Linked DNA regions of Mus musculus: regions 2, 3, 4 and 5 are each linked to region 1. Evidence: chromatin loops called from intact Hi-C (ENCODE). Cell type or tissue: left cerebral cortex. All regions are shown on one strand. Each heading gives the region's core, and the rest is flanking DNA. Links, peaks and the distances in the headings are about the cores only.

Evidence for each region. Peaks named below come from ENCODE experiments on the same cell type or tissue, not always from the same donor. Only the 100,000 strongest peaks of a DNase experiment are listed, where the experiment ranks them.
Region 2: a loop joins it to region 1, with 4 times the contacts of the local background. A loop is called at or near these places in 2 of 42 quality-filtered maps.
Region 3: a loop joins it to region 1, with 4 times the contacts of the local background. A loop is called at or near these places in 4 of 42 quality-filtered maps.
Region 4: a loop joins it to region 1, with 2.4 times the contacts of the local background. A loop is called at or near these places in 2 of 42 quality-filtered maps.
Region 5: it touches region 1 in a loop (2.6-fold over the local background); 2 of 42 quality-filtered maps call a loop at or near these places.

Annotation. Positions count from the first base shown.
Region 1 is chr14:69,997,285-70,003,244 of GRCm38, reverse strand. The region is part of intron 4 of Pebp4 (phosphatidylethanolamine binding protein 4); the gene reads right to left. Gm33524 (a long non-coding RNA gene) reads left to right here. Exons shown (of 4, transcript XR_383556.4): 4 at 3,348-4,036. Among named protein-coding and RNA genes, the nearest start is that of Gm41198, 4.9 kb to the right of the region's middle. In left cerebral cortex, for the core only: a CTCF peak has its summit at 2,551; DNase peaks (open chromatin) are centred at 2,468, 3,419, 4,590, 5,477 and 3 more places; H3K27ac peaks cover 2,608 bases.
Region 2 is chr14:69,907,989-69,913,948 of GRCm38, reverse strand. The region is part of intron 3 of Pebp4 (phosphatidylethanolamine binding protein 4); the gene reads right to left. Among named protein-coding and RNA genes, the nearest start is that of Pebp4, 71 kb to the right of the region's middle. In left cerebral cortex, for the core only: a CTCF peak has its summit at 2,426; DNase peaks (open chromatin) are centred at 1,436, 2,045, 2,243, 4,354 and 1 more place.
Region 3 is chr14:69,946,362-69,952,321 of GRCm38, reverse strand. All of the region lies in intron 3 of Pebp4 (phosphatidylethanolamine binding protein 4), which reads right to left. Among named protein-coding and RNA genes, the nearest start is that of Gm41198, 46 kb to the left of the region's middle. In left cerebral cortex, for the core only: no CTCF peak of the experiment used is centred there; DNase peaks (open chromatin) are centred at 1,427 and 3,067; H3K27ac peaks cover 1,325 bases.
Region 4 is chr14:70,094,102-70,100,061 of GRCm38, reverse strand. No RefSeq gene overlaps it. Among named protein-coding and RNA genes, the nearest start is that of Bin3, 3.0 kb to the left of the region's middle. In left cerebral cortex, for the core only: a CTCF peak has its summit at 3,507 (motif pointing right); DNase peaks (open chromatin) are centred at 3,553 and 3,804; H3K4me3 peaks cover 82 bases.
Region 5 is chr14:69,898,589-69,904,548 of GRCm38, reverse strand. The region is part of intron 3 of Pebp4 (phosphatidylethanolamine binding protein 4); the gene reads right to left. Among named protein-coding and RNA genes, the nearest start is that of Pebp4, 61 kb to the right of the region's middle. In left cerebral cortex, for the core only: a CTCF peak has its summit at 2,454 (motif pointing left); no DNase peak of the experiment used is centred there.

The sequences.
Region 1 (5,960 bases), core at 590-5,589:
TCTCCTTTCCCAAAGCAGCTGCCTTGGAGAAGGGAGGGCTATGTTTAACCCAAAGGAATGAGTCACTAATGGTGAACTTTCAGGCAAACCGAGATGATATTTTGTGGGGGAGCGAGGATGTCACAGTGCTCTTCAGAGCCCCCTAGGCAGCTGTCTACTCACTGACACACTCCGGTTTGGCGCTCGGGCCTGTGCCAGGCTAAGCCTGAGCCAGGGAGGGAAGAAAGAGGCCCACGGGGACAAGACAGAGAGATAGGAAACCCTCTGTAGGCACCTAGGCTGCAAAGCCAGCTGAGACTGTTGGTCTGAATGGCGAGGTCCCATGAGGCCTGCTGGTGACAGGGTCCCGTTCTGGAACTTCTGTTAGGGAGGAGCATCCCTCATCTGTTTGTCCCTACTAAGATGCTCAGTTGTGTTTCTGGGCTGGGCATCCCTGAGGCTGCCCAGAGGAGCTCAGCCTCTCTGGAGCCTGTCATCTTTTATCTTCTGATGGCCTGCTTTGTGCCCCTAGACCTCTGCCTTGGCTCATGGAAACAGACCACTATCACTTCCCTCTACAGGTCTGCTAGGGGCCCTTGTCCTTCTGAGCCTTCTCATCTTTTCTCTGCTTTCCTTCCTGATCCCGGTGACTCTTTCTGTCTCTGTATGCCACTTCCTTCCTGCATTCTGGGAGAGACTTCACAAGGCGGGGAGCAATGTGGGGGCTGTAGCACCACCCTGGGGTGGTGACCAAGGTTCAATCCACTCTGTATTGTTAGCCACGCAATGTGCTTTGTTTTGTCTCCTCAGCCTCAGTTTCCCACCTGTACCATCAGAGACTGGCTCCAAGGGCTGGCTACTCAAAAGGAATTTTCTAGCTTTGGAAGCAGTCCATGTCTGTCTCTCCTCCTCCCACCTGGTCTCATATACCAAGTAGCCTGAATATCTGGGCAGCATCCGTCAGTGACTCTGGGGGCCTCAAGAGCTTTGGTTATGGGGGTCCCGAGGTTGGTAGTCAGAAGGCTGCCACTGGGGTCTGTCTATTGGGGAGAAGCTCCTGGGTGGTCTCTGTTGGGTGGGCCCCCAGCTGTAGCAGCCCAGGCAAGAAGCAGCTTTGCCAACCAATCCCTCCTTTACAACCATGCTGGGAGGGACTTACAAGGGCCTGTGGGTGGTGTTCACGTATGGGGGGGGGGATTTCTTTTTAAGAGACAAGGTGGGTGGAATGGGGGAAGCCAGCTGGCTGTGGGCTCTATTTCTACTGACAAGGCTTTACCCTGTAGGTGTGAGGAATTCCAATTAAATATGCAGCCTATTTGTCTGTGTGTGGGAGAGGGTTTGCTGGAGGGAGGGGGATGGAGGCAGCGTCTCTGCGGCATACCAGCAAACCAGAAATTAGCTCCGTTCATCACAGGCACACGGGGCTTCCCTCAACCCTCCTGTGCACTCGCAGGAGTCGCAAGAAGGAGACAGACAGAGGAAGCTAGAGAGAGGTTGGGGAGGCGGGTTCCCGGCTGGAAGGGCTTCCGGAATTTCTGAGTGGGCAGGAAGGATTGCCCGATTCCTTGGCTCTTGGGGGTTTTTCCGGATGCTGGCAGTAGAGTTCCACTGGGGCATCTGTCCCAGCTAGGATGGCCAGGGTGGTCTGCGCTCACTCCTGGGATGGTCTCTGATATATGTGGAGGAGACATATACTGCAGACATGGCAGCTCCCTCTAGCCTAGGCAAGCTACCCCCTCCCCTTTCTATTCTGCAAAGGCATGTGGGGAGCCTCAGGTGGGACAGTGATTTCTCTGTAAAGTAAACCCTAAGATGCTGGTTTTGAGGGTCATGCAGAGGCACTTTGGGGTTACACAGGTCCCCAGAAACTGTTGTGAGCTGTTTTCCCCCCGTTCCTCGGTTCTCTTATTACTCATAGAAGAAATGGAGCAAATAGAAATAGCTTGTAGACGACAAAGCCCAATCTATGCTGACCCAGAAAAGAGTCTGTCTTCTGATAGTAAGATCATGTGGCTCTGGGGAGGTTTGAGTGAGGGCCCACATGTGAGACATTTGATGGTCAGTGAGCATGGCCACGGGGATGGTTGGCCAACCTGACGATTGTCTTCTTAGTCTCAAAACGCTGGTCATCTATTCAGACTGCTACCCCACCATCTTACATCCATCTCCCCTGGTCAGTCCCCTGCACTTCAGGTTGCTTATCTCTCCATTTGTTCCACCACCATCACCTCAAATTCACTCTGCTAAAGGATTAACCCCCCCCCCCCCCCGCCGCCGATAACCCGGCCACTTTGGAAGCAAAGCAGCTCCCCTGGTACAGAAGGGGGTGGGGGAGAAAGAGACTGTCAGATGGGTATTTTTCTGATCGAGATACACAAGATGTTAGTTGAGTCATCCCGCGATAGCAAGCGCCTCCTCTTCCGAGCAGCCCCAGTGTGAAGCCTGCTGAATATGGAGGGGGTTGGTAAGTGGCTTCATGCCTGCCTGAAGGGTGGCACGTGGGCACGACTAGGATAGCTGGTAACGGGTAACAGGAAAGCAAGCCTGGTGGCGCAATGGGATGAATGTCGGGCAGAACGGGGAATAGCACCACTGAGGTCCGGTATAGCAAAAGAAGGCTACAGAGGAAGCCATTGTGCAGATTAGCAGGCTGGGCCAGAGGCACCAGTGGGCAGCTGAGAAGGAAGTCTGGTACTTACAGTCATCCAAGGAGGAATACAAATGACAGCCTCTGGCCTATTCTCTGTTTGCTCTCGTCTTTCTATTTCATCCCTGCTGCATCCTTCTTTTACTCCACCATTCTCTTCATACCCTATTCTATAGCACCCCCACATTTATAAGGTAGGAAAAGAGGGGTGAAGCTGCCTCAGAGGAAGACAAGACCATCTCTGAAGATGCCCTGCCAGGGTTCTAAGTTCAATGCCCACAAAGACAAGGAGCCTGGGTCACACAGAGGAGGGGGACCTGTACTAGGCACTGCATCCTCTTTGTCCCTTGATCCTCACTTGATAGGAACGTGAAGTATGGGTAGTGGCTTAGAGGAGAGGGCTAAAGTAGAGGCAGGAGAACAAGTAGACGTGGAGGGGACCAGAGGAGGTCAAGAGCAGATAAATTGGAGAGGGTGAGAGAGGTCTACTTTGAGAATATTAAATTGGTAACATTGGCTTATATGATTAAGAAGAGAGACAGACCTTCCTCAAATCAGATGTTTGTGGGATATGTTGGGGAGACAGCACTGGGCTGTATCCAGACACAGGCCAAGGACCCTCAGAACTCAGCTGCAGTCCTCATCCATGGTTGTGAGGGACACTCTGTGGGCTGTGAGACGGAGGGACAGTGCTGTGACACTTCCTACTCTCCTTTTCCAGAGCACCTGTGACATGTGATGCTGTGTGTTCTATGGATCTCACAGATGACATCAACACCTCCCCTAGGAACTTAGTGACGAAGGAAAGCATCTCTGGGAGGAACACACACCTCCTCATCACTTTTTGCTGCCCAAGACATGAGCTGAACGGTCCCTGCCCTTTGTTTTAAGGGAGGAAGGATTTCTTTTGGCTCATACTTAAGAGGGTACAGCCCCATTGAGGCAGGGAGGGCCTGTCGGTGGTAGGAGTCGATGGGGTGGGGTTTTTACATCTTGGCAGATCAGGAAAGCAGAGAGCTCTGGTTGTAAGTGGGACTAGGCTAGGCCTAAAGCAATCTGCACCCAGGGGCCATCTATACCATCCACATTTCCTACCCTAAAGGTTCCACAGCCCCCACCCCCCAAACAAGTGTTCAAACAGGAGCTGGTGATAGATATAATATCCCTCCTGACCCTCCGAGCTAGACAGATGAGCCGTCCAGAGTTGGGAGTGTTTTCCTAAACTCCGCCTCAGACGTGATAGGAGTCGGGCAGCGGACGTTCCTGCCTCTCAGGAGCACTTTGTCAGAGGGAAAGCCCTCTCTTAGTCGGGATGGTTGGAGACTAGCTGGGCTGGCTGAATGATTTCAGGAAGGACTACCATACTGGGTAGGTGGGAGTGGATCCCTTAAGCCACAGGTAAGGTTTGTGCTGGCTTGGGGCAGTGGTGGGTGGGTGGTGATGATGAGGATTGCTTGAGACAGAGAGGATGGACAGGGAGGAGGCTGGCTGTCCAGCCCCAAGACCCCGAGGGAGGGTCACATCGTGAGGAAGATGGGCAGGCATCTGCTGGGTCTACATTGGACAGGGTCTCCCTGTAACAGCCCGGAGACATCTGCGAAGCTCATCCTTTGTCTCCACCGTGTCCAGCCATGCTGTCCCCCACCCCCGGGTTCCTACTACACTGCTGCTACAACATGCCTGTCACCCCAGAGTCAGGGCACAAGGAAAATATGAATGTCAGAGGTGCTTGGAGCCCCCGGCCTCCCTCCCCCCCTCCCTCCCTCCCTCTTGAGCGAGAGGAGAGAACCCGACCATGAGGTATTTTCCACGCACTAGGGATAACCTTGTAGGAGGAAGAGAGAATCCAATTAGACATGCAAGGCTGGGAGCTGTGTGGTGAGTGGGCCAAGCTTGCTTCTCGCTTTCTGGCTGGCCTTCGGTGGGATGTGACAGCTCGACTCCATCATGGCTCCCCTCATGTTCCATTTTCCTCACTTGTGTTCTGATCGACACCCCATCTAACTCAGCGTAGGGCAGTTCCCCACAAGTGCAGCCCTGAGTCAGCGGCGCCTCAGATGGCACGGCCACACTGTTCCCTTCTCTTTAGCTGCCTCTAAATTTGGGTAGGGTGCTGCTTCCTGCTCCCCTGGGAGGTGGGTACCCACCCTTCCCTTCTTCGTTTCTCCTGAGCAGAACCGAACACTGCGGCAGCAAGCACCCATTTTATCCTGCTCTACTAGGGCGTGGCACAAACAGTGACAAGTGACAAGAGTTCCTTCCAGAACCTTCATTGCTTAACTTTTCCTAGCAGCCAGATGAGGTACTTTCTGAGCCTAGATCTCCCTGCCTTCAAGGCATCCATGCTATCCTCATCAGGGGACATCTATGGGTGGACACTTGAGCATATTGGTAGAAAGTGGCTTATTGTGACCCTGTCACACCCTTGTCCTTCTCAAGCCTTCAGCTGCTGTTCCCTTCCCTTTAAGCATCCCAGGAGGAGAAGAGGCTGTTGGTGGAGGCAGGCCTGGGGCTACCCTTTCTACTGAGGTGGATGGGCATGACTGGGAATGGCCCATCCTCCCATCCCTTGGCCCCCTGGGTAGAAGGTTCTGGAAGTATCCTTTGGTTGTATGCTGAGTATCCAGGCCATTTTCAAGTCTTTTGATATTTTACCCTTCTCTTCCAGCCCTGCTGTGTCCATTCGAAGGGGACATTTTTAGGGAAGGTGAGCTCCTTGGTCAACCTTGGCACCCCCCACACCCCCACTCCCCAGTCAGAGCCTGCCACTTCCCAGGCACTGATTCCTCATTACAGGCTGTCCTTAGAGGTGCGAGGAACTCCAATTAAGCATTCAGCCAGTCTGCCTGTGTGGGGGCCTGAGTTGTGGGGGAGGCTCCTTGTGCTGGTGAGGTGACTAATTCTCACAACGCCAATTATGAGCCTCTAGGGAGGAGGTGTGGGAAGGTGAGGTGGGGTGTGTGTGGGGGGAGGCGTGGAGGTGGGAGGGGGGATTTCCTCACCCAGTTAACTGCTGCTGGGCAAAGGGTGCCTTTGATGGTGGCCAGAGGAGAGTGTGTGCTGGCCTCAGAAATCAGAGCCACAGGGACACCGTCCCCTCACAGAAAGGACCATACCCTGTGTGGGGTCCAAGACACCTCATGTTTGATTTCCCTTAATGCTTTCTAAGGAGCAGGCATGCCTCCTTCTTGCAACTCCAAGGTGGCCTCAATTTACTAAACAAACAAACAAACAAATAGATCTGAACTATAGAGAAGTAAGTGACATATCAAAAGTCACTTAGGTAAGAAGTGACAGGCTGGATGAATGTGTAACTTTGTGTGAGTTTCAATGG
Region 2 (5,960 bases), core at 414-5,413, 89 kb after region 1:
ACATTGGTTAAGAATTCTCACAATATTTGACCCTGGACAGATGACGAGAGAAAACTATCCACAGGACAAGAAGGCCTGAAATCTCCAGGCAGGATGCTGCCGTCGTGACTGGAAAAACAAAGAGGATCATCACTCGGCACCCCTGACATCCGGAAATGGAGCTGTGGCATGGAGGTGCCCTGTGTCCTTGTGCCCTTCTTTCTGGGCATTTTAAGGAGCTGACACCCAAGTCTGCTGTCTGTACAGCCTTCTTCAATAAGGATCTATACTGAGTACTCAAAGAACAGCTCTGAATTTGGGGTTTGCAGGTAGGGACCCTGATAACCAGTAAGGTTATTTCCTGGCAAGCTGCATTTCCACATCCACAGAATAGGCCATGAAGGCCGGCCAGGGTGCCCTGCTAGCTTCCTTTCCAAACTTGTGATCCATCCTACCATCCCACTCGGCACCCCTCTGCTCTCAGTGCAGGGAGGATTTCCTATCCCTTTGTTTATGCTCCTCTGATCAAACCACCATTCATTCAACAAGCATTCAGAAACTCACAAGACGTGCCTGGCCTCTGGTTGCCATGGCAGAGCCGGAAGGCAGGCGGGGCACCTACCTCCCTGGAACTCCAAGGCATCCAGCTCAGAAAGGAAAGGCAATTCCTTCCACCTGTGTGAGGAGGCCTGCCTGAGGTCCTAGGGAAATGCCTGCCTGATAGCAGGCCACAGGGTAAAGGGGGCTGTGCCACCAGCAGCCCTGGCTAAGTGACTGTCAGAGAGAGGGTTCTCGAAACACTTGTCTTCTCTGTGGCTTCTCTCCGGGATGCCTGCCCTGCGTAGTTATCATCTGCCTACATTACTGCAGGAGCCTCTTAACCTACCAATAACATCCTCCTGACAGCCACCACCATGATTATCAAACCCACTTCAGCTAGCCCATGCCAGCCCACCCAGGCTGATGTCCTTGCCCCCCATCTCCACACAAAGCACATTTTCAGCAGCAGCGACTCCTTTTGTGTAAGGACTGACCTCGTGCCCTCTGCCTCTGCCTCCTGCTTAACACTCTTCCTCTCAAAGACAGCCTGGACTCGGGTGGGCGGGCCTCATCTCCTCCAGGAAGCCAAATGGGATTATGAGCAGACCATAAACATCACTGAACCCCCAGCGAGGGACTGCAGATGGAGTGGAGATGATCAGTTTCTGGGCTCATCTGTCCTAGGAGTTTGATTGGTCTTTGAGCATATGTACTGCCCAGCCTGTGAATGTAACTCAAGACCTAAAGGCTGAAGCCACAAAAGGTGTAGGAAACTTAAGGTTTTTCTGGGTGAATGCCTGGATCACATCTCCAAACCCTAACCCCGTGCCTCAGTTTCCCCTGCTACAACATAGCTGGGGAGGGTGAAGTACCTGCTCAAGTTCTGTCACTGGGAGGAAGCACTCCCATTCATTAGCATTTGCGAAGGGCTCTGAGTGCTGCAGATGGAGACTGCTCCTAGCAGGCAGCCTGGTGGGACTAAAAATAGAGTCGTGTGGCACCTTCTAACCCAGAGCTGGGGAGGGGTGGGAGGGGTGAAGGAAGGGTAGTCAGAGGAGGAGGTGGCTGGCCCAAGGTCCCGAGGGGCAATGCATACTGGTCATCCACCTGGAGATACTGTGTGTCCTTTCCTGAGCACCAGGCTCCTGCACTGACCCCAGACACCTGTCTTCTCTTTGGGAAAGCCAGAGGCAGGTGTCCTGCCTGGGGGTGGGGGTGGGGGGAGGGGGGTTGGGGTGGGGACAAGGGACAGAGAAAAAGACTGTAGCCCACAGGAGTTAGAGACTCTCGGCCTTTGCAGCACTTGGGATGGAAGGTTAGGGGAGTCAGGGAAGAGCTGGCCCTGGGAGGTGGAAAGGCGGTTGAGGGTAGCCCGTCCATCGGGCTAGATAGCCAAGAGGTAGCTTGTGAGTCCAGCAGGCTTCGGGGACGTGGGTGGAGAGCTGGCCGCAGCTAGGGCAGAACCTTAGGAGAGGGCCAGGGCCCACATTCTCTTGTGACTCAGGTCTGAGTCAATGCCATTTCTGAAACAGACTAGGGGGCGGGGTGGGGAGGGTGGAAGGTGTTTTTGCAAAATGACAAAGCAACTTGCTTAGGGCAGCCAGGCAAGAGGCACAAGCAGCTGGGAGGAGAATCACCTCAGGTCCTCTCACAGGGAAGGCTGGGGTGACTGGTTGCCAAGGGACCTGGGCTCTCCACACACACCGTCAAGGGCAGGGTGGGGAGAAGAGATGCGCTGTCCCCAGAACAGATTGGTGAGCACCTCCATCTCCACCACTGAGCTGAGAGGATGGCGCCTCCCTGGAAAACTAAAAGGCAGCCACTGGAGAGCCTCGCCCCCTTCTGATCCCCTTCACAGCCACCAGGAGGGGATTCCTCGGCTTACTAAGAGTGTGGTGCCCTCCCTGCCTCCCACCGGTGTAATGCTGGGAGAAGCCCAGGAGGGGATACTGCCAGTGCAAACAGGCAGCTGAGGACTCGGTTCCAACCATGCCCCTCCTGCCAGCCTGCAGGGCAAGCAGAGATGACAGGAGACGCAACTCTCCCCACCAACCAGGTGGGCAAAAGGACACACCCTTCGGGACAAAAGGGGCAAAAGTGGAGGTGCCCTGAAGACCCGCACGCTCGCTGTGGGAGTGCAGTCCGGCCACTACGAGGTCCTGGGTGGGCGTAAAGAGTCTCTGTGCAGGAGCAACAGAGGCACCTAGCTGGTTAGGATGCCTAGGGAGTATAGGCCATGGTGATGCCTGTCACCCAATAGGGTACCTGCCTGGAGTCCCCTGAATAAGACCACTTGAGCATGTCCAGGACGTCTTGCTTGTCTCAAGGTCCCCCGCTGAATGACCAAAGGAAGGGCAATGTCAGCACACCTGATTACTACTGTCCCCCACTCAGCAAGCCATGGGGCAAATAAACACATCTCCTACCATCAGATCTTGGGTTCCTTTCTCTGGGCATTGTTGGCTGGGGGCATTATGCTACCCTAGGGGATGGCTGTTTGTAAACCTAGGAAGATGCTTAGGGTGGTAAATATGGAAGTGGGTATCACTGAATGCAGGAACTGCACCATGCAACCAGAAAGGAAAAACAAAATTAAATTATAAAGGCTTGGTGACAATCACATATTCTAAACGCAGAAACACCTACAGCCACTGTTCAGGTCTCTGGATTGCATGTTTAAACCCAGCTAGACTCCAGCACTCAGCCACAACTAACCACTGTGATAACCAGCCTCTTTTGTGCTTAACCACATAGCCTGACATGAGCCCCCTAGCCTCCCCTCTCCCCAGAAAGGGATAAATACAGCCTACTGTCAATTAAAATACACATAATAAACAGGAAGGAGGAACAAGACTAGGAGAATATTTGTCCAAATAATGGGTGATTTTTTTTTAGTTTTTTTTTTATAAGCAACATATTTTCCATAAGGAATATGAAGCTTCTAAGGAGGAAACCAGTGCCACCAGTGTACAGTTGTACAGTGTACAGTGTACAGGAGTGGGGAGCTGGGAGAAGTCATATAGAGGAGAAGGAGCTTCGAGTACTCCTTTGTGGGTGGGACAAGAAATGGCAGGGAAATCGGGAAACCAGCCTGCTGGGAGGGAGAAAAGCAAGGAAGAAAGTGGAAAGAAGAGTAGAGGCCTTTCTAAGGAAGCCCCGGTAGAAGACTCCTAATCCCTGATATTTTCCTGCAACCTGCCATGCCTAGAATTCCCTTAGGGACCCTAGAGAGTGGTCCAGAGGTGGACTGATATTCCTGATATTATTATGTGATAAATCACTTTTTTTCCTCTGTCTTTGGAGGTGGGAAAAGCTGGGTGTGGGACATTAGAAGCCACCCGCCATCAACATATTTGGGTCAGAAGGTGCCAAGTGCTGGGTGGAAATCAAGGCAGATGGAATGGGCTGTTCTGGATGCATTTTCATTAATCTGGTCCTATTTCATAACTCAGTTTTACTCTCTCAGATCGGAGCCTGCAGAGACATTCCATCAATAACCCCCACTTGGCCATTCTGGCCCATCTCTCTGAGGTCCCCTCAGCACACGAGGTCTAATATCAGCCTTGGCTTATTAAAGCACTAGATTTTCAGGTGGTGGATGGCAGGTCTTGTCCCTTACACCTACCCCAGGCTTGTCAAACTGCCCTGGTCCCCCTTTCCCTGACTAGGAGCCTGGGACAAAGGCCAACTCATTGTTCTTCCCCCCTCCTGGTCCAGCACCCCTCACCCCAAGCTTCCCTGGCTCCTCCCACTCCCGCCCCAGAGTTGCAGCTTGGAGTGCAAGGAAAACAGCCTCGCTGCTCCAGGCTGGAAATAGAGGGGCCTTTGCTCACGTCATTGCATGAAATCCACCATCTGCCACTTAGTAAAGAGAGTCAGGGACGTTTAATGTGAAAACTCTCGCTCGGGCAGTTGGCTGTATTCCAGGGTGAGGACACAGCTGGTATGTTAGACCAGGGACCCAGGCTACTGAAGTTAGGAATTCACCTAATACTGGGCTCGTGGGTAGCAGAGCCACAGTCATAGATCACTTCTCTTTACACAGCTCCTTTTTGCACTCATAGACCACAGGCAGCAGGGCCTGGGCCAGCATTGTACTGCCTAAGGGCCAGGGACTCATCAGATTGGCCCAGGAGGTGGGTGGGTACCCCTGCCTCTGCTCCCCCTGAGCCTTCCCCCTCTTCATTACCTGCCTGCCTTCGAGGTGAAGAGGCAAGCAGACTGGTTGTGATGATCTAAAACTCCAAAGTGTCTATTTCTTTGCCACTAGGGAAAGGAAACACACCAGTTGTTCTCCTTCTCTGTCTTTTTAGTATTGAACAGTCATGGTTGGAGCTAGGGGTGGGGGGAAGGAGAGAAAAGGGGGTGCCGTCCTCTATCTGATCCTCTTGAATATGTTTTTTGGGTTTTTTTGTTTTTGTTTTTGTTGTTTTTTTTGTTGTTGTTGTTTTTTTAGCAGCTTGGATGGCTTTGCCTGCCTTAAACCTCAAGAGAGTCTGGAAGGAGCTGCTGTCTGCTGGGTGTGGCTGTTTTATGGGTTGATTTCCTAGAGTCTCTACACTTCCCCTGAAAGTCGCCACAAAGGCTGGGCCAGGAGGAACAGGAGTTGTAATCTTTTTACGCTCCAAAGCAACCAGCTGTGTCTTGTACAGACAACTCCGGGCTCCAAGCCCAGCTACCTGATGTCTCAAGGAAAGTGCTTGTCATTGTGAGCAGAGTGGGTCTCAAGTGTGGCGTCTCATCTGCACTGGGCCTGTCTCAGTCCCTCTGATCCTACACACACACACACACACACACACACACACACACACGGGTCATCCTTGTGTAATCATATCAGCCTCCTGAGACCAAAAACACACCAGTCATTCTCCTGGTACGATCTCTCTAACTTCTCTGCCCTTGGGTTTCCTTTGACCTCTTTGCTTATATTGCATGCCTCATTAGCTTGATGAAGTCTACCCTGCCATCATAGTTAGATGGAGAAAGTCTCCTTGGGGGAAGCTCTGAATGAAGTCCTGCGTAAGTGTGTGCTATTGGTGTGGGCACGGTCGTGTCAAGGACTTAGTTACTGTTCTCTGGCTGTGAAGAAACACCATGACCAAGACAACTCTTGTCTAACTCAGGGCTTAGCCACGTTGTGTAAGTCTGTGATGGTCACGGAGTGAAGCAGACAGGCCTGGTACTGGAACATGGCTGAGAGCCTTATATCCTGATCCACAGGTAGCAGACTAAGAGGAGAGAGAGAAAGAGACAGAGACAGGGAGACTGGAGTGGGCTTTTGAAACCTCCTTTAAGGCCACATCTTTTAATCCTTTTCAAACAGTTTAGCACCTGGGGACAAAGTACTCAAATATATAAGCCTATGGGGGCCATTCCCTCCAAAAGCCCCTCAGGGTGAGACTTAAAGGGATGGAAAAGCCTTTCTCTGGTATGTGGGTAAA
Region 3 (5,960 bases), core at 332-5,331, 51 kb after region 1:
AGCCAGTGAGCATGCAGGCATCCATTTCTCTTGGTTCTTCACAGCTAATGGGATGTGACTAGCTGTTTGAAGTTCCTTCCTGAACTTCTCCACAGTGATGGACTAGAATCTGGAATTGTAAGCTGAAATATCGTCCTTGCCTGAGATGTGGTATGGATGAATTAAGATGACTTCATATTCTGAAGCCCTAACCCACAATGGATTGGTATTTGGATGTAATCACTTTTTAGGAGGTGGTTAGAGGGCAAGATAGGGTACTAGTGGGGGAGATTAATATATTTATAAGAGACACATTAACGCATACTCTCCAACCTTCCCTCTTTATCAAGAGAGAGCTCCCTATAAATCAGGAAGTGAGCTTTCTCCAGACACTGAATCTGCATGTGACTTGCACTTGGATGTCTAGCCTACAGATCTATGAGAATAAATGTTTGTTTGAGCCACCCAGATGATGGAACTGTTGCTATAGAGGCCTAGTCAGACTCATGTGTAGAATAATTAGACCCTAGCTCGTGGCAATATTTTGGGAGGCCATTGAGCCTATGAGAAGTGGGGCCAGGCTAGCAGAAGGGTGGGTCTTTGACAGTCATATCCCTCCTTGGCTCGAACTTAATGCCTCTGCTTATTGATCTACCAAAATGTAAAGAGCCTCTGCCACATGCTGCCATCGCCATGAATGGAGCCTCTCTGCCCTGCCCTCCCCAACACAGTGGGCTGAAACTGTGAGCCAGAATAACTCTTCCTTCCCTGGGTCACTTCTACCAGGTCTTTTGGTCACAGTAGCACAAAATGATAGTACACAGCCCACGCTGACTAAGGCTGAGTCAATGCTGTCCCAATGTGGATTCGAACGTGAGACTCTCCCGTGCCCCTTCCTTTCGCCTGGTCACTTATACAGTCCTCTTCCCCAGGGAGAAGGAGGGATGGCAACATAATCCCGGGGCAGATTATGAGCATCTTTCAGTAGCCCTTAGGACAGTCGTGAGTCCTAGAAACACTGAAAGGGCAAAGCCCGTATTCATCCTGTCTTACTTTCTGGTGTTTTTGATGACCAGGAGAGACAGCTTCTGTTAGAGCTGGCCACTTCTCAAAGAGAACACACACGTTCTTCAAAGGCAAACCGACCTTGCTGAGGCTCACAACCTCAACCACCTCTCTTAGAAAGCTGAGCCACTCTCCCCGATGGAATCATTGTCCTGGTTGGTATTTGGTTCCTGTGATAAAAATCGGCTTGGGGAGGAAAGGACTTGTGCAGTTTACAGGTTAATGTCTATCCCTGAGGGGAGACAAGGCAGAGACTCAAGGCAGTAGTTGGAAGCTGAAAAGCATGGAGGAACATTGCTTATTGTTTTGTTCAGCTGCCTTTCTTCTGTAGCTCAGCTCCTCCTGCCAAAGGAGGACACCACCTACAGTGGGCTGGGCTCTCTTTTACCAGTTAGCAAGTAAGAAAATACCAGCACAGGAGCTCGCATGTCAATCTGATGGAGGCAACTCCTCCATTGAGATACCCTCTTCCCAGGTTGACTATGTTTGTTTCCAGTTTACAAACTATGACAAGCACGGCAGAGGGGTAGGTTTGCCAGCATCCACCAGAAATGTTTAAGCCAGTCCATCTTAACCCTGTCCGAATGCTTGCCTTGCTCTCCCCTATCTGGGAAAACTGTAATGGAGAGGGATCTCTCAAAATTTGAGTGGTGGAAACTTAATGGAGTTTGGAGGTGGGGCCTGTGGAGATAAGGAGGGTTAGACGAGATTGTGAGGGCAGGGCCTGTGTGGTGACATTAATGGATTTGTAAAAATAGTGTCATGGTGTGACATGCTCTTACCATGTTCTCAGCCTCCAGAATCATGAGCCAAAGAGATCTCTACCCTTCACAACTACTGAGACTGTGGTATTTGGTTATAGCAACAGCAAGTACGCCAAGACTTGATGTTTCTTCTGCCTTGTTCCCTCTGCCTCATGATCTGCCACCCGCTTCTTTGTGTGACCCTTCCTGGTATGTGGCTCTTTGTGTCTTGAGATAAAAGCTTGCTCCTCGGTCACACTCCTTTCTGTTTGCCTGTCTTGCCACTCTCAAGTAAAACCAACCTCGGGTCAATTTTTGAGCAGGGCTCTTGACTCATGTCTCGTGCCAACTGTCTATGAAGTCCACTGGAGACTGACAGCGATATGGGGCATGTGTTCCCATTTTCCAAGGACCATGGACATGGCTTGTTGTCTATAGCATTCCTTCAATGGAATCTGGGCTGACAGGGCCAGGTCAGGTTCATGGTCAAGTTCAGTGTGTGTGTGTGTGTGTGTGTGTGTGTCTGTCTGTCTGTCTGTCTGTCTGTGTACACAACTATGGAATCCAGAGGTCAATGATGAATCATTGTCTGTTTTCTGAGACAAGGTCTCACATTGATCTTGGAGTTCACCAGTTGACTAGACTGTCTCCTTAGTGAGCCCTAGAGATTCTGTTTCCACCTTGATGCACCGGGATTATAGAGGTCACACCTTGCCATTTAAGTGGGCACTGGAGACGCAAATTCAAGTCCTTATGCTTGCTAGGCAGATGCTTTACACACTGAGCCTGTCCCCAGCCCCTAAAGAGCCCTGTTCTCCAAGATAATGCTTAATCCTGCCTGTGTCTGAATATCACCTGTGGTGACTTTCAGAGCGCCAGGGCTAGGCTCCACTTCCCTGGCAGAGGTTTGGATTAAAAACACCCAGGCATTGGCACTGAGTTGGCACCCTCCCAAGGGGGTTCTCATGCAGAGATAGGGACAAGAACCACAGCCCTAAAGTCTAGTTCCCTCAAAGTCCTCCCCAAGTCTCCCATCATAACCACTCAGGTTCCTTTCCTCCCATTCAGGGCACTTTGCTTGGGGCAGGGCGGGGGTCAGGGTGAAAGGGGCTTGTGTCTTCTTCATAAGGAAGTACGCCTCCCATGGACTCAGCTGTGGTCCTTGGGAGAGGACTTGAGCACCCATGGAACAGCTGAAGTACAAACACAAGTCGCCCTGGCTCCCACAGAGCCCGAGTCCCACGGCTCGTGATGATGATGGGTGGAACACAAATTTAGCCTGCAGTGGGTAGAGGCTTGAGCCGCCCCCACAGAGTTCTGCATGGGAAATCTAGCTAAGAACCTCCTTCCTGGGAGGCTGCAGTGAGCAGCTGATCTTCACTGGGAGGTGAGCCTAACAGGATACCAGCTGGGCACTGCCCTGAAGCCCAAAGCCTTTCCATACCAGGACTGGTTCCTAGTCCATTGGACCCTTTCTTTGCCCAGCGCTGAGGAAGGAGTATCCATGATGGGTGAACGGGGAAGACTCCACCCAGGATCCGGGACTCCCATCATGCGTTGTGGATTAATTGTTTCTCTTGTGGCAGTGACCAAATACAAGCAAGTGAATAGGTCTGTCATAGCTCAAGGTCTGGGAGGATGTGGTCCATCCTGGTAGAGGAGAGTGAGGTGGAGGCAGAGAGCTATGAAAACCACTGCTCAGTTCATTTTCTCCTTTTTATTCTGTCCAGGACCCCAGCCCATGGAATGGGGACACCCATGTCTGAGGTGGGTCTCCTTCAGTTAAACCTTTCTGAGAACACCCTCATAGACCTGCCCTGAAGTGGGTTCCTAATAGCAATTCTAAATCCCATCAAGTCGGTAAGGAATAGTAACCATCACACTTTGACATGTTGGGAAGAGGTGCTGTGCGTGTTAGTGACCTTCGATGTCAACATGACCAGGTAAATCCCGGATAGAATCAACTGGTGGGAGGAAAGAGTCATGTTGGCTCATGGCTTCTGAGGCAAGGTGACATTCACCATGAAGGCACGTGAAATTCACGGCAGCAGGAACCTGTAGTAAAGCCTCCTTACCGGAGACAGATAAAACGGGCTGGAACTGAGGGCCAGGCTCTAACCTTCAAAGGTGAACCCCTTATGGACTGTCAACCAGACCCCACCCACCTAGAGATGCTCACACTCCAACAACAGTGCTACCAGCTAGGATCAAATGCAGAAAGCATGAGCCTGAGGGATCCACTTCAGATCCAAACCATCACACTGTGGGTCAGCTGTCCCTCTCCCTCCCTTTCTCTGTTCCAGAGGCAGGGGGATGAAATATTAGGTTTCCTAGGACCTGTTGTAATGAAGTAAGGTATCATGTGGTCAAGATGCCAAAGGAAGTCTCTGGGGAGGAGGTCTTTCCCCAGGCAAAAGGCAAAGTTACTAAGAGAAGATCCTTGGTGCCTCTCATTCCTTTGCCCATCCTCCTTCCTTCTGGGATGTAGCTGTGATGTGTGTGGGCAACCATCTTGTAACCAAGAGGGGACAAACACAAAGGAGAAGTTCCTTGTACTACAGTGAAAAGCAAAAAGGCGCGAGGAGCTTGAATCTGTTTAAGGTGGCCAGTCCCTAGAGCTGTGTGGTTCTTAGCCTTCTTAATGCTGGGACCCTTTAATAACAGTTCCTCATGTTGTGCTGACCCTCAACCATAAAATTATCTCGTTGCTGCTCCATGGCTGTAATTTTGCTACTGTTATGACTAGTAATGTAGATATCCTATATGCAGAATATCTGCCATGTGGCCCCTGTGAAAAGGTCATTCAAGCCTCGGTGGGAGTCACCACCCACAGGTTGAGAAATGTTGCCCTAGACTCTTAGTATGAAATGAACCCTTCAGCTTGGGTTTCAGGGATTTACACATGCCTAGTGACATAGATGCCGACCTCCCATGCTTGTTTAGGCAAGTAGGGGCTAGAGGCTGTCTGTCCGAAAGCCATGCTGATGGGTGGCGGCTCTCTGAGTCAGTGCCAGGGGACCTGGCTTCTAACCCTGGTTTTTCATCAAAATGAAGGCCATTTACCCTCTCTGGGGTGTGTTCTACTACTTTGAAAACCGGTCACAGTGTCTGCTTCCCAACACACGATTGCTTTTGATGTAGAGTGAGTTATAGGCATAAGATACATATATGCAGTGTTTAGGGGGCCAGGCTAGGTTCTCATGAACAAGTGTCACAGTGCCTGATCTCGGAGGTTCCTAGAACATTGGTTATCTTGATGTAACTTTCTCTAAGTGTCTGGTTCTCAAAGCTCAAGTGTGGGAACACAGAGTTGTGGCATCCTACATACATCTTCCTCTTTTCTCTCTCCACATCTCTAGAAGAACTGAGTTCTCTCAGAATGGATGGACTGTAGAATCCTGGAGTGCTGGAATGACAAGGGCCGTGTGTCTCCACTGGGAACCTATCAAGGACTGTCTAGCATCTTCTACAGCTTCTGGGTCTTGGGTGCCCCTCAATGGTCTAGGAATGTGACTTTCTTGAGTTCCTCTCAGATCCTTATAAATAGCCATGTCTCACAGAGCCAATAAAAGCTTTCTGGAAACATAGACGTTCTTCAAGCATGATTGTAGAATGAGCCCCATCCTTCTCACACACAGTAGCCTCAGACTCTCAGAGGCAACACATTCTCCAGCTACCTTCTGTTCAAGCACAACTTGCTAGTGTCTCTGACGGCTCTGTGGTATAGCTGATACTTGCTGTGGTGCTTTGAATAGATATAGCCCCCATAGACTCATGTGTTTGAAGGCTTGGCCCATAGGGAGTGGCACTATTAGGAGGCCTTGTTTGAGGAAGTGTGTCACTGTGGGGGCAGGCTTCGAGGTCTCCTATGCTCAAGCTACATCCAGTATGGCACACAGTCTCCTTCGGCTGCATGCAGATCAAGAGGTAGAATTCTCAGTTCTGCCTCTAGTTACATATCTGCTTCCCGCCATGATGATAATGATCTGAAACTGTAAGCAAGCTCCAATGAAATGCTTGCCTTTATAAGAGTTGCTGTGGTCATAGTGTCTCTTCACAACAATAGAAACCTAACTAAGACACCTGGCCTGAGTGGTTCTCAAGTCACAGAGTGGCAATGTGTCAACAGCCACAGTAGGAAGGGCTCTGCCCGATTCCAGTTTAAAGGTGCAG
Region 4 (5,960 bases), core at 551-5,550, 97 kb before region 1:
AGGGAGGCGGGCCCACGCGTTAACACTTTGTTCTCTTGTTGTTTGAGGCGGACTTTCTTTGCGGGACGTGGTTGCGCTCCGGCCCTGCTTTTAAGGCTCTGTGCGTAGAACCCATCACGGGCTGCAGTTTCTGTCTGATATGGGGTTTCTAACTCGGAGACACAAGCGGCGACAGGGGAAGGAGCTAGAGGAGACACAGTAGACGGGAAGCTTGCGCTTTGCTCTACACACTTTCGTATTGAAAATGTTGCATGTCTCACCTACATCACCTGGGTCCCCTCCCCCCTCTTCAAGAAGGTTCGGGGTTCGAATGGAAACAGAGTTAAGTGCTTTTCAGGGTGGACTAGTCTGTGAAGCTATTCAATGAGGGAAGATTCAGAAAGCCCGGTGTGATGACAGACAGGTATCTGCAATCCCCGAATTCTGGAGGTTGAGGCAGGGAGAGGTCATGAGTTCGAGGCTAATGTTGACAACATGGCCCATCTGGGCTTCACAATCAATCCAGTCTTAAGAGAAAACAATACACCAAAGCCTAGCAAACAAAACAACAACAACAGGAGTAGAAGGCCTCGGCAATGTTAGGAAAAATCCTAACAAGTTGCTGGACAGGCTGTTAGGGGCCCCTGGAGCTGTGCATGGGGTTTTAGAAGAATAAGATCTAAGCAAACAGCTTGCATTGGGCCTCAGAATTCAGAGCCCCAGTGTACCACAAACTACCTAGAGTTATACGCTGAACCGAGTTTCTCTGCCCAAGTTCCTGCTTTAGAAGCCAGAAACTCAAGCAGAGAGAACCGTTCCAATCCTCTCTCCTGACCTCTCTAGGACTTCGCTTTCTTCAAATGTACCTGGAGGGTTGTAGGCACAGCCAGGGGAGCAGCTAAGTCCCTATGACCTAGAGCAGAGGTATATACAACGTGTCCCAAATTCCCAGGGCCCAGGGGCTCAGAGGAGGAGGAACAAGGGATGGCTTTTAGTTTTAAAAAGGCTTTCCAATAGGAGGTGGCTCCCTCAAGACATGTCACAGACCATCACCATGCTATTTCTTCAGGAAATAAGTAAGCAGGAGCAAAGGAGTGGTCTTGAAGAGAATAGAAGACCCAGAATCCTTGACAAACAGCTGAGGCAGAGAGCATGGGTTGGGAGAGTCTTGCAGCTTTGTATGGGGTGAGATGAATGGAAACACTGTGTGATTGTGAGTCTCTTGGTGTTCCAGCACTTGTGGATGGCTCTGCCCCATTTCCCCCTGCCCCATACTCAGCCTCCCTCAGACATCGTCTGTGGTGAGCAATATTTTCAAAAGTTCTAGCCTAGGACTGTGTATATCGAGAGAAGTCTGTTTGGGGGCTGTTGGTTGGAGTAGCTGACACATTTTGCAGGACAAGAATGGATGAGATCTGGACCAAGGGAAGAACTCAGGGCTCTAGTCCCATCTTTGGCAGCATGATCAATTTCACAAAAATCATGTCCCTTCTCTGGGCCTTGACTCCTCATCTATCAGAAGTGGGGATGGATAATACTGCTGATGAATCCCCTCTCAGTCAATTTCCAAGTGCACTGTTATATTAGTTCTCAACCTCCCTAGAGCTTCAACCCTTTAATATAGTTCCTCACGTTTTGGTGACCCCCAACCATAAAATTATCTTTGTTGCTATTTCAAAACTGTAATTTTGCTACTGTTATGAATTGTAATGTGAATGTCTGATGTGCAGGACCTGTAAACGGGTCATGACCCATCATAGCTTGAGAACCACTGATCTAGAGGCTCTTGGGAAATGGGACAGAGAAGAAAGACCTTGGAACAGAGAGGCAAGCCCAGAGAAACGAGCAGGTCTGAGCAATTGTTGATGTCTGAGGGTGAAGCTAAATCTGAATCTTCAGGGAGAGCTGAGGCCTAACTGGGGCTGTTTGTTTATTGCCCACCTCAGACTTTAACATAATCAGCAGGGTCTTCTAGGATACTGGGGAGAATGCTGGCTTCCTAGGGTTTGCCTGGGAAGTGTCTGGAGGTCTCTGAGGTTAACATAGCCTTCCTTCCTTTCAGCAAGTAGGGCCTTAGGTTTAGGGTTGTGTATACCTTGAAGCTTCTCTCTGTGAACTTCCCTGTGAGGTAGCATGCACACATCTAGCATACATGGTCTGCAGGACTGGAAGCTATATCTTGCCTTTCTATAACCAAAGGGCAGTACAATGCAGGCTGATCATGCCTCTTTGGGGATGGAAAGGAACAGGGTCAGTTTAGAAGTAGAGGCTGGGAGTTGGAAGGGCTTCAGGTAGAGGTGATGCTCCCGACTGCAAGCCTAGTTAGTAATCATTGCTTCTTCCCCAGATGGCAGATGGCAGGGGTCTATTTGATGAACAAAGCTATTGAAGAACTGATCTACTGTTCCCCTGACCTCTTCCCCAGAGTCTTTAACTCAGAAACTTATGCACAAATGCTCCCCATGGGGCCTTGTCTCAGAATATGTTACATCTTGCTTTGTCCCAGGCTTTCCCATATGAAGTTTAGGGCTGGCTAACTCTTTCAGGAAGCCCTGAGAGGCTCCTGAAATAGACCAAGATCCAGACTTTCAATGTTCTCCATGGATTCCTCGTCTTGCTTCACCATGCTTTTCACTTGCTTAGAAGGGTACCACTAAATCAGGGTTCCCTGAGAATTCAAGAGCCAAGGGCATGGAATGGCAAGCAAAGGTGGCAGAAGACAAAGGTGTCAGAGTAAAAATTTATGGAGGATGGGAGGCCCACATTGACTACTTAAAAGTCAGAGTGAAGGGTCATATCTGAAACCAGGCTGACAAACAACAATATGGACTAGGAATACCCACTAGGCCTTGACTCTGCTTCCAAGGGGTTGAGAGCTACTACTTTCTTCCAATGGGCTTTATCTTCCTTGACCACAATGTAAAGACTCCAGTCTAAATCAGGTTTGACAAATGAGTGTCACACCATATGCCAATTTTGATTGTTTATTATTAGCTGCCTTGAATACTATATTGAGGATTCTGGAGACTCACTCTGTGAGTCTGGTGAAGACATACAGTGATGGATTAGTAATGTCTGCTATGAATGAGCAAAGGGGTTAAGATGGTATGTGTGCTGTCTTATTTTGTTATTTTGACAAATAGTTAATAATCAACTATGCAAGCCATGCCATATATTATTCTAGGTGACCAATATATAACAATGCTGTGAGGTAGGTGATGCTGTCACTGTTGTCATCTTACAGGTATGAAGCACAGCCATGGAGTGATGAAGGAGAATTCCAACCTGGGCATCCTAGCTCTTTTTCTGCTTCTTTAACCACTTGAGCATATCACCTCTCCTTAATGAGTTCCAAAGTTCTTACCACCTCTGACTGTCTTTAGCTCTGTCAAGGTACAGTGGGCTCCCAGACTTGCATTTGGAGCCAGAAGGAGTGTCAGTACTGAAGGGCGAGCCCATTACCAAAGCCCCTAACCAAGAGCACTTTAATATGCTTCCTGCCCTTTGGCAAGCTGGCACCAGCAGATGGCAGCACCTGGTAGGGTGAGAGCAAAGGGCACCTCCTGACTCAGCCTGGAAGACCTTCAGGGAGCCCATAATCCAGATGTCAAGGGAAGCCAGGGCAAACAAGGGTGCAGAGGAAGTTTAGCCAGGGTATCAAGGAGTAGGGCTTCAGACTTTAGATCTGCAGGAAGCCCCCCCTCCTCCAGCCAATGCTTTGATTCCACCCAGCAGTGGGAGCCTCTCAGCTTGCATTTCATGGTGCTTTGCTGTGGGCTCCCCCCCCCCTTCCTCCACTCTGGAAGAATGACTAAGTTTAAGGACTAAAAAAAAAGTGTTTTGATTACACTGCCTTTTCACCAACTGGGAGCATTAGTCACCCCGGATTGCTGCAGATAACGGGGAAGGCGAGCAGCGTCCCCCTCCTCCCCCTCCTTCTCTCCAATTAGCTCACAGGCCCAGGGAAGAGATGAGTGAGTGAGTGAGAGAGAGGAAAGAGAGAGGGAGGGGGGAGGGGGAGGGGAGGAGAGAGAGAGACAGAGAGAGAGAGAGAGAGAGAGAGAGAGAGAGAGAGAGAGAGATCAGGAGCAAAACAATCGCTTCTGGATGATCCCCAGGCACTGGGGTGAGAGGTGCCAGATGAAAGCAGGGGAGACCCCTGAGGTAGGGCTCAACCCACAGCTGTAGGTTCTCACTGTACACAGCTATCTCAAGGGTATTAAGCCATGGCCAGCTGGCCCTGAGAGGCCTACTTCCCCAGGTAGGTCCAGTGTATACTGGGAATGGAAGCTGGAGGTAAACCAATAAAGACAGGACTTCTGAGGTGGGGACCCTGGTGGGAATGCTGTTAAGGTGACACACAGTAAGACTAACTGTTCCTGGATGGGGCTCTGAGGCCTTCATCCAGAGCTGGAATTTGCTGTTGGAAGAGGCAGCACTCACACACTATTCTCTGGACCAGCAGCAACCCCCCACCCCCACCCCCCAAGAGCAGTATCTACTGTGTTTGGCTGATTTTACCTGAACTTTTTTCTGCTCCTGCCTTGTTGCTGAGAAGCTATAGGGCTAGGACATTCTCCTGCTCTGGCCTATTGGTCCAGGGGAGCAGCTTTGGGCCTTGTGGTAAGGGCTGACTTTGGGAATCCTGGCCTCTTGGCGTAGATTTGTAGCCCATCCCTCCCATTCGGAAAGAAGTGGCTTTGAGTGGCCTTTCACATAGTAGGGCCATGGACACTTGTGTGAAGAATTTTAAACACTTGGCTACACACCATTTTAAATGCTAAAAATACTGGAAAAGGCAGAAACAGGGCGTTTATTCAACTTCCCCCAGGAGCAGGGTTTCGGTTACACAGTCATTGCAAAGACGGATTCGGTTTTGGACGGTTAACATCCACAAGCGTTAGGTATCCTCTGGCCTCCAGAACTTACAAGGCACTGCTTTGGAATGAATAGGGTTGAAAGAGACAGAAGCAGGTTTTCTTAGAACAGTTATTCTCAACCTTTCTAAAGCTGTGACCATTTTATATAGTTCCTCATGTTCCAGTGACCACCACCGCGCCCCCAAGCCATAAAATTATCTTTGCTGCTACTTTATAACTGTAGTTTTGCTACTGTTATGTTTATTACTATTATATTATGTAAATATCTGATATGTAAGATACCTGATATGTGACCCCTGTGAAAGGGTTGTTTGACCTGCAGGGGTCACGACCTACAGGTGGAGAACCACTGTGTTACCAGGCAGTGTCTAGGAATCTCTCCTGGTTTTGCTTTTCCGAGTGTCTTTAGTCTGGTATATGAAAGCTTTGCACCCTTGCTGAGCCTTCTACAGTTCCCAATAACCATAATTACCATTGGGGAGTCTTGGTAGCAGCAGGCAACCAAGTCATTCTCTATATATTAGATAATATACCATGCATAGTGGTTCAGCAATGCGTTTCTTCTATTCCCTTTTTATAAAGATGGGGGAAACTGAGATTAAATTGATTATCTAAGGCTATAGACTTGACCATGAGGACATGCACTGACTAAATTACCTTGGGTTACAAAAGAAATAGCCAATGGCATTGATGGAAGATTCCCTCTCAAACACTGAGCCTTGCTAGTGTCCTGATGAAGGTGGGCTGACAAGGTAAAGTCCCTCTTGCTTGGTGGCTGTACCTCCCATTGGCCAGCTTGAAGATGGAGTTCCCTGATATCAGAAGACAGCTCATGTTTTGAGCTGATAATGGTGGAATGAATTAGTTCTTAGACTTTTGTCCCTGACTAGGGCCCCGTTCCCCCTCAGATGAAGCCATTGGATGTTCTAGGTGAGCCAAAGGCGTGTAGATTTCCTAGGGAATCCTTGCAGTTTCCCCCCGCCCCCAGTAGCAAGCTGATCAGGGTGTGGGCAGGACTGGCCTAACTTGACCTTGCTCCAGGCCTGGCTGCCCCATGTCTGCCTGCTATTGCTGTGGACGAGACAGCCCCCAGACACTGGC
Region 5 (5,960 bases), core at 572-5,571, 99 kb after region 1:
TAGTCACAGTCTACCTGATAGCCTTTTCTGGCTTTTGAGATCACCAGGCACACATGAAGTACGTAGGCATACATGCAGGCAAAACACATATACACGTAACATAAATCAATAGAAAACATTAAAGCAAATAAATAAAATTCAATGCCTGGCTACCTTACCAAACCATACAAGGGACAAACTAGACCAAAAGATAGCAGTAGGGTCCCTTAATGGGGACATCAGTCACTTCAAGAGCACTTGCTTAGCATATTTGAGTCCCCAGCCCCCAACACACCTGAGTGCAGAAGCCAACCTCCAAGAACATGCCATTGACACAGAGGTGGAGAAAAGAAAGGGAAAACAGACAGGCCTTTTAGGTTTGTTTTTTCAGTGCCTGGAAAAATGAGGAAGGAAAAAATGATTCTTTCCATTACTGCATGCTGTAGTTTAGCTGTGGCCAGTCCCCCAAAGGATTTGTGTGCTGGAGGTTATGTTCCCAGTGTGGTGATGTGAAAGGTGGCAGAGCTTAGTGGGAGGTGGGGAGGTCACTGGGGACATTGCCCTCAGAAGCCATTAATGCTGGCTTTTGAATGGCTCCCTTGAGAGGGGGCTGTTAGTAAAAAGAGCAAAGCTGGGCCTGAGAAGATGGGTCAATAGGTGAAAAGGCATTCTGTGAAAACCTGATGGCCTGAGTTTGGGTCCCTAGAACCTGCCCCCCAACACACACACACACACACACACACACACACACACACACACACACAAAGCCGAAATAGATAAAATATTTGTATTCCTGGAGCACCACTACGGGGAGTTGGGAGATGAAGATGGGAGTATCAGTTATCAGAGGCTCAGGTCAGAAGACTCCTGCCTTAAACCAACACCTGAAGATAACATGCCCATCCCCAATACACACATACACACACACAAACCAACAAACACACACACCACACACACACAAACATATGTGCACACACATGCACATGTACATACACTTATACACTTATGCTTGTGAGCACACATATGCACATTCATACACATGCCTACTCACACAGATATACACATGCACATTCTCACACACAAACATATGTATATATACATGTACATGTACATATACTTCACACATACACTCACACACACATGCTTGTGAGCACATGTATGTGCATTCATACACATGCCCACTCACATAGACTTATACACAGATAAGCACATTCATACATACACATGCACACACACAAACACATGAGTACACACATGTGCATGTACATACATACACTTTACACATATACTCACACACACATGCTTGTGAGCACACATATGCATATTCATACACATGCCTACTCATACACACTTATACACAGATACACACACACACACACACACACACACACACACACACACACACACATGCAGGAGCAAATATGGTCCTTCCCCAGTCTGTGGCTCTTTATCCCATGTGATTCCAACATGAGCCAGCTTGCCATTTGCAATGCCTTCGTCACAATTAAGCAGAAGTTGGTCCATGCCCTTGAACCTCCATAATTGTGAGCTAAGTAAACCTCTTTTCTTTATAAACTAAACAGCCTTGGGCACTTTGCTTTAGCCACAAAAAAAAAAAAAAACAGTGAAATGAAATGAGTGGAAAGCACTGCCCTTGTTGGCAATTTTCTCTACACCTTCTTTGGTTTCCCACCTGAGATTGTTTCTAAGCCTCAGTTCCCAACTTCTGAGTTTGTTTGTTTGTTTGCGTGTACATTTGTTTCTAGATTAGGGAAAATTAGACACAGAAAAGAAAGCCTGGCTATAGGTAAAGTTGAAAAGCGGCTTGAACTGAGCAAGTTCTCCCTTTAAAACCCCCTATTCCTGGTAAGGGCCCACAGAGAAAGAACCAGGAGTCTCCGGAAGCTGGCTGGTACTTCCATTGTTCACCTTAAAGCCATCAGTCTTAAGTGACTTTTTTTTCCCTTCTCCTTTCTCTTCACTGTCAGCCATGAAGGAAATGATGTCTTAGGAGACAACTTTACATTTTTTCAGTTCAAGTTAAGTTCACTAAGACAGCATTTAAAGTCACCCAGCTCACAGAAGCACAGATTAAATACACTGCTCTTAGCACCGCCGTGACCCACGTCACTCAGGCCTCGCTTTTATATGTGAGAAACAGATGCAGTTCCTGATTGATGTTCGTGTTCCTGTGTGGGGATGGTGATACTTGCAGCCTGAGGAAGGCATGTGTGGAGTGGGGAAGGTCTGCCCCAGGGAGAGACAAAGGGCTCGCCTAGTGTGCGAGCTCGTGATTCGCAGGCTCCCACCCCTTAGTGCTCCTCTGTTGCTTTGTCTTCTCCACGGGTGTCTGGTTACCACGCCTGTCCACTCGGGTCTAAGAAAATGAAGGTAGAAAGCCAAACTCAAAAAGAACTGTGGGTCTTGCTGTCTCCATCCCTTTAGCCAGCCGTGTGCTTGGAGCCATCCTGTGGTTGCGAACAGGAAGGAGTGTGGAGACTCCAGAAGCACACACAGTGTGCAGCTGGGGAGTGAAGAGCATTTCAGCAATAAAAATAAATAAGAAGGTCAGGAGAGTGCAGAGGGAAAGAGGGCAAAAGTCCCCCCTTATTTTTTAAGTACTGGGAAATTACTATTTCAATTACTATGAAAATGTATTTTATTAGAACATGGAAATTTATCATTGACACTCAAAAACCTGAAAAGCAATATCCAGCCCTATAATATGCTGGGGTCTCCACATAGCGAGAATGAGTTATTAAATCGCAAGACGAACACTTGCAGTTCCGTTAACTGTGGCTGTTAGAAAAGAAAGAGTTCTGAGCTGGCTGTGGATTCCCAAACCCTCGGCATCAAAGGCCTCTTGCCACCCCCCACCCCCACCCCCACCCTCACCCCACCCGTATCTTCATGGATCTGGAGCCTACAGCCCTTTCATGCTTTCCACCATATGAAAGTCATCATATGAAAATTCAGGTGTAAGAAAAAAAAGCCCAGCAAATTAAATGCAAACCAGAGAGGGTTTTATTATTATTATTATTATTTAAAAAAAAAAGCAGTTGCATATAGTTCAATTGTTGGAAGCGCAAGGACGTAAATGCAGCGCATTCTTATGTATAACAGCTTTTCCTTCCGCTCCCATGGCAGCCTCAATAACTCCGTACTTCTGTTCTGCATGAATAAATATGTATAAAACGTAATGCTGCAAAGAAATAAAATCCGATAACTGAAAGATACCATTTCTTAGATTCCGGGAGCGACACGAGGCACCCGCTTTCCTGATTCTTTAGTATTTATGTGAGGAGCCTTTGAAATGATAATGCAGAATTTATTATTTTTTTTTCGGAGGCAAGTCATTTCCAGCTGTTCTTCAGGGCTGTAGACCTTAGGCCGAGGGTCTGGTGGTCACCTACCTTGGCTCTTTGTAAAGGCTGGTGGCCGGCTGTCTGCTTCCCCATACAGGCCTTTTAGCCAGAGCTTCCAACATCCTTCCACTGCTTTGGGAACCAGCTTCCTTATTGAAATGATGGATGGTTCCTTGGAGTCAGCCTCAAGCAGACTTTTCTGAACTGGGTGTCATGAGATTTCAAGTGCCAGATGACAGACACTCTCCTGTGAGCAGGCTCGGGACCGGATTCCCCTGTTTCTCCCAGGAATCCTGACTTACATGAGGTACTGATTGTCAGTACAACCTAACTTTTTGTTGTTGGGTTGTTTGTTTGTTTGTTTGTTTGTCTGTCTGTCTTTAAGACAGGGTCTCAAAGCTGACCTCGAACTCCTGGAGATTCTCTTGTCTCAGCCTCCTGAAGTGCTGGGATTACAGGCACACACTGCCACACTTGGCCGTCAGCTGGGTTGTTTGTTTGGTTGTTGTTTTTGTTTTATAAAGGGGGATATTGTTTATAAATGTTGGCATTTTCTGTGTGTGGGCACACACTTGTGTGCACATGTTCATGTCATGACACGTGTGTGGAGGTCAGGGGACAGACTCGGGGGTCGTCAGTCCTCACCTTTTACCTTGTTTGAGACAGAGTCTTCCGAGCACTGCACACCGCACGCTAGCTTGCCCCTCAGGCTTCTAGGGATGTTCCTGTCCCCGTGTCCGCCGTCAGTAGGAATGATGGGCTTGTAGAGGCTCACACTGTGACATCCAGCCTTGAGTTAAGTTCTTAAGATGCAAACTCACGCCCTCACGGTTGTGCAGCAAGCGCTTTGCTTATTGAGCCATCTTCCCAGCCCACACTCTGCCACTTTCTGTCAATGATAAAATACTCAGAACCGGGCTGTGTCATCTCCGAGGGCAGACACTGGGAGTTACAGGAGGCTGGGTCTCTGACTCCATCACCCGAGGCCCTGGAAGGCCAACCCAGCCCATCCTTCCCGTTCCTCTCCCAGCGGCGTTCCCATTCACACAGTGCTGAAACCCAGCAGTTTGGAGTTATGCTTTGGAATCCATCCACGTCCCTAGACCGTCTCGCCTTTACATCATCTCTGTCCTCCGTGCGCCCGTTCTATCTAACCTGCGTCTCCAGGGTCTTGGAGGCTCAGACACCATCAGTTCTGCTTCATTATCTGTTCGGCTCTCGTTCCGCCTAGGTACACAACACCTTCCTGGCCATCTTGGCGAGCTTTCTGTGGGGCCGGACGGCATTAAGACTTTCTGTATTACAGGTTCTTGATGTTGTGGTGAATGAGCAGTATCCAGTGTCTACTGAAGCAAGAGCTGGATGAATGAACTATCGAGAACCAATGGTACCCACTATCTCTATCCCTCCTCTATTCATCCTTCAGGATGGTCCCTACTCCAGGAGAAGGCAGGTGTGAGAGTATCTGGGGACACTTGAGGTTCCTCCACTTTGACCTAGGTAACTGGGCCCTGTCTGTGCTCCAGCTCACAAGCAGGCTTCCCTCCGGATGATGTATGTATGTTTACAGTGCTTGGCTTGTGTGGCAAACAACCCTTGAAGCAGACAATAACAAGGAAGAAAACTGAGGAAGAATTTTTGGTTTGCAGGGAATCCTGTGGTGGCTGTTCCTGGTTGCCAGCTGGACTACACCTGGACTAAAGCTCCAACAGGGAAGGGCATACCTCTGAGAGTTTGCTTACTTTGAACTAGGAAGATCCACCTTTAATCCGGGCCATGCCTTCTGCCTGCAATCTGTATAAGTGATGTAAAAGAAGGAAGCTTTGCTCTCTGCCTACTTGGCTCTCTCCTCTTTAGCAAGTCCATTCCTTCGCTGGCATTAGAGCCCACTTCTTCCTTATCCCAGCATGTGCTGGAGGTCAGCAGAGACACCCGGCCTCAATGACTGAATAGCTCCTGGGTTCTTAGACCTTCCATTCATTAGCAGTCATTTTTGGATTCGCTGGGCAACAGTGTGTAAGTCATTCTAATAAATCCCCTTTAGATAGATAGATAGATAGATAGATAGATAGATAGATAGATAGATAGATATTTGTTCTATACATTCTCTTACTCTAGAGAACCCTGGATAATACAGATTCCATTAGCTTCTTTGAGTCAAACCAAAATTAGATTCTGTGAGAAAAAGAAGAAAATAAGCAAATTTATCTGGAAGTTATGGAACGGAAGATGGGGTGGGGGTTGACAGAACCTTTCCCTTTGACTCTGTGTGACCTTGAGCTTGTTAGGTGACATGCCTGGACCTTACCTGGTTGTGTTTAAAATGAGAATAATCATAGTGTCTCTTTAAGACCAGATAAGGATCTCAAAATAAATTCACACAGCCTGATTTCTGGAATAGGGATGCTCTCTACACCTGCTTAATATTGGAATTATGGTCTGGACCTCGGGGATCTATTCTGCCCCTATAAACTCATCAAGTAGATGTCATGTCCACTACCGCTTCCAAGCCAGCTTTCCTCATGAGGTAGAAACAGTCCCTAAATAGCCAGGCAGTGAGGAGACTCCCTGTACTCAGCCCTTTGGCCACAGGGCAGGAGGTTCCCTGACCATTCA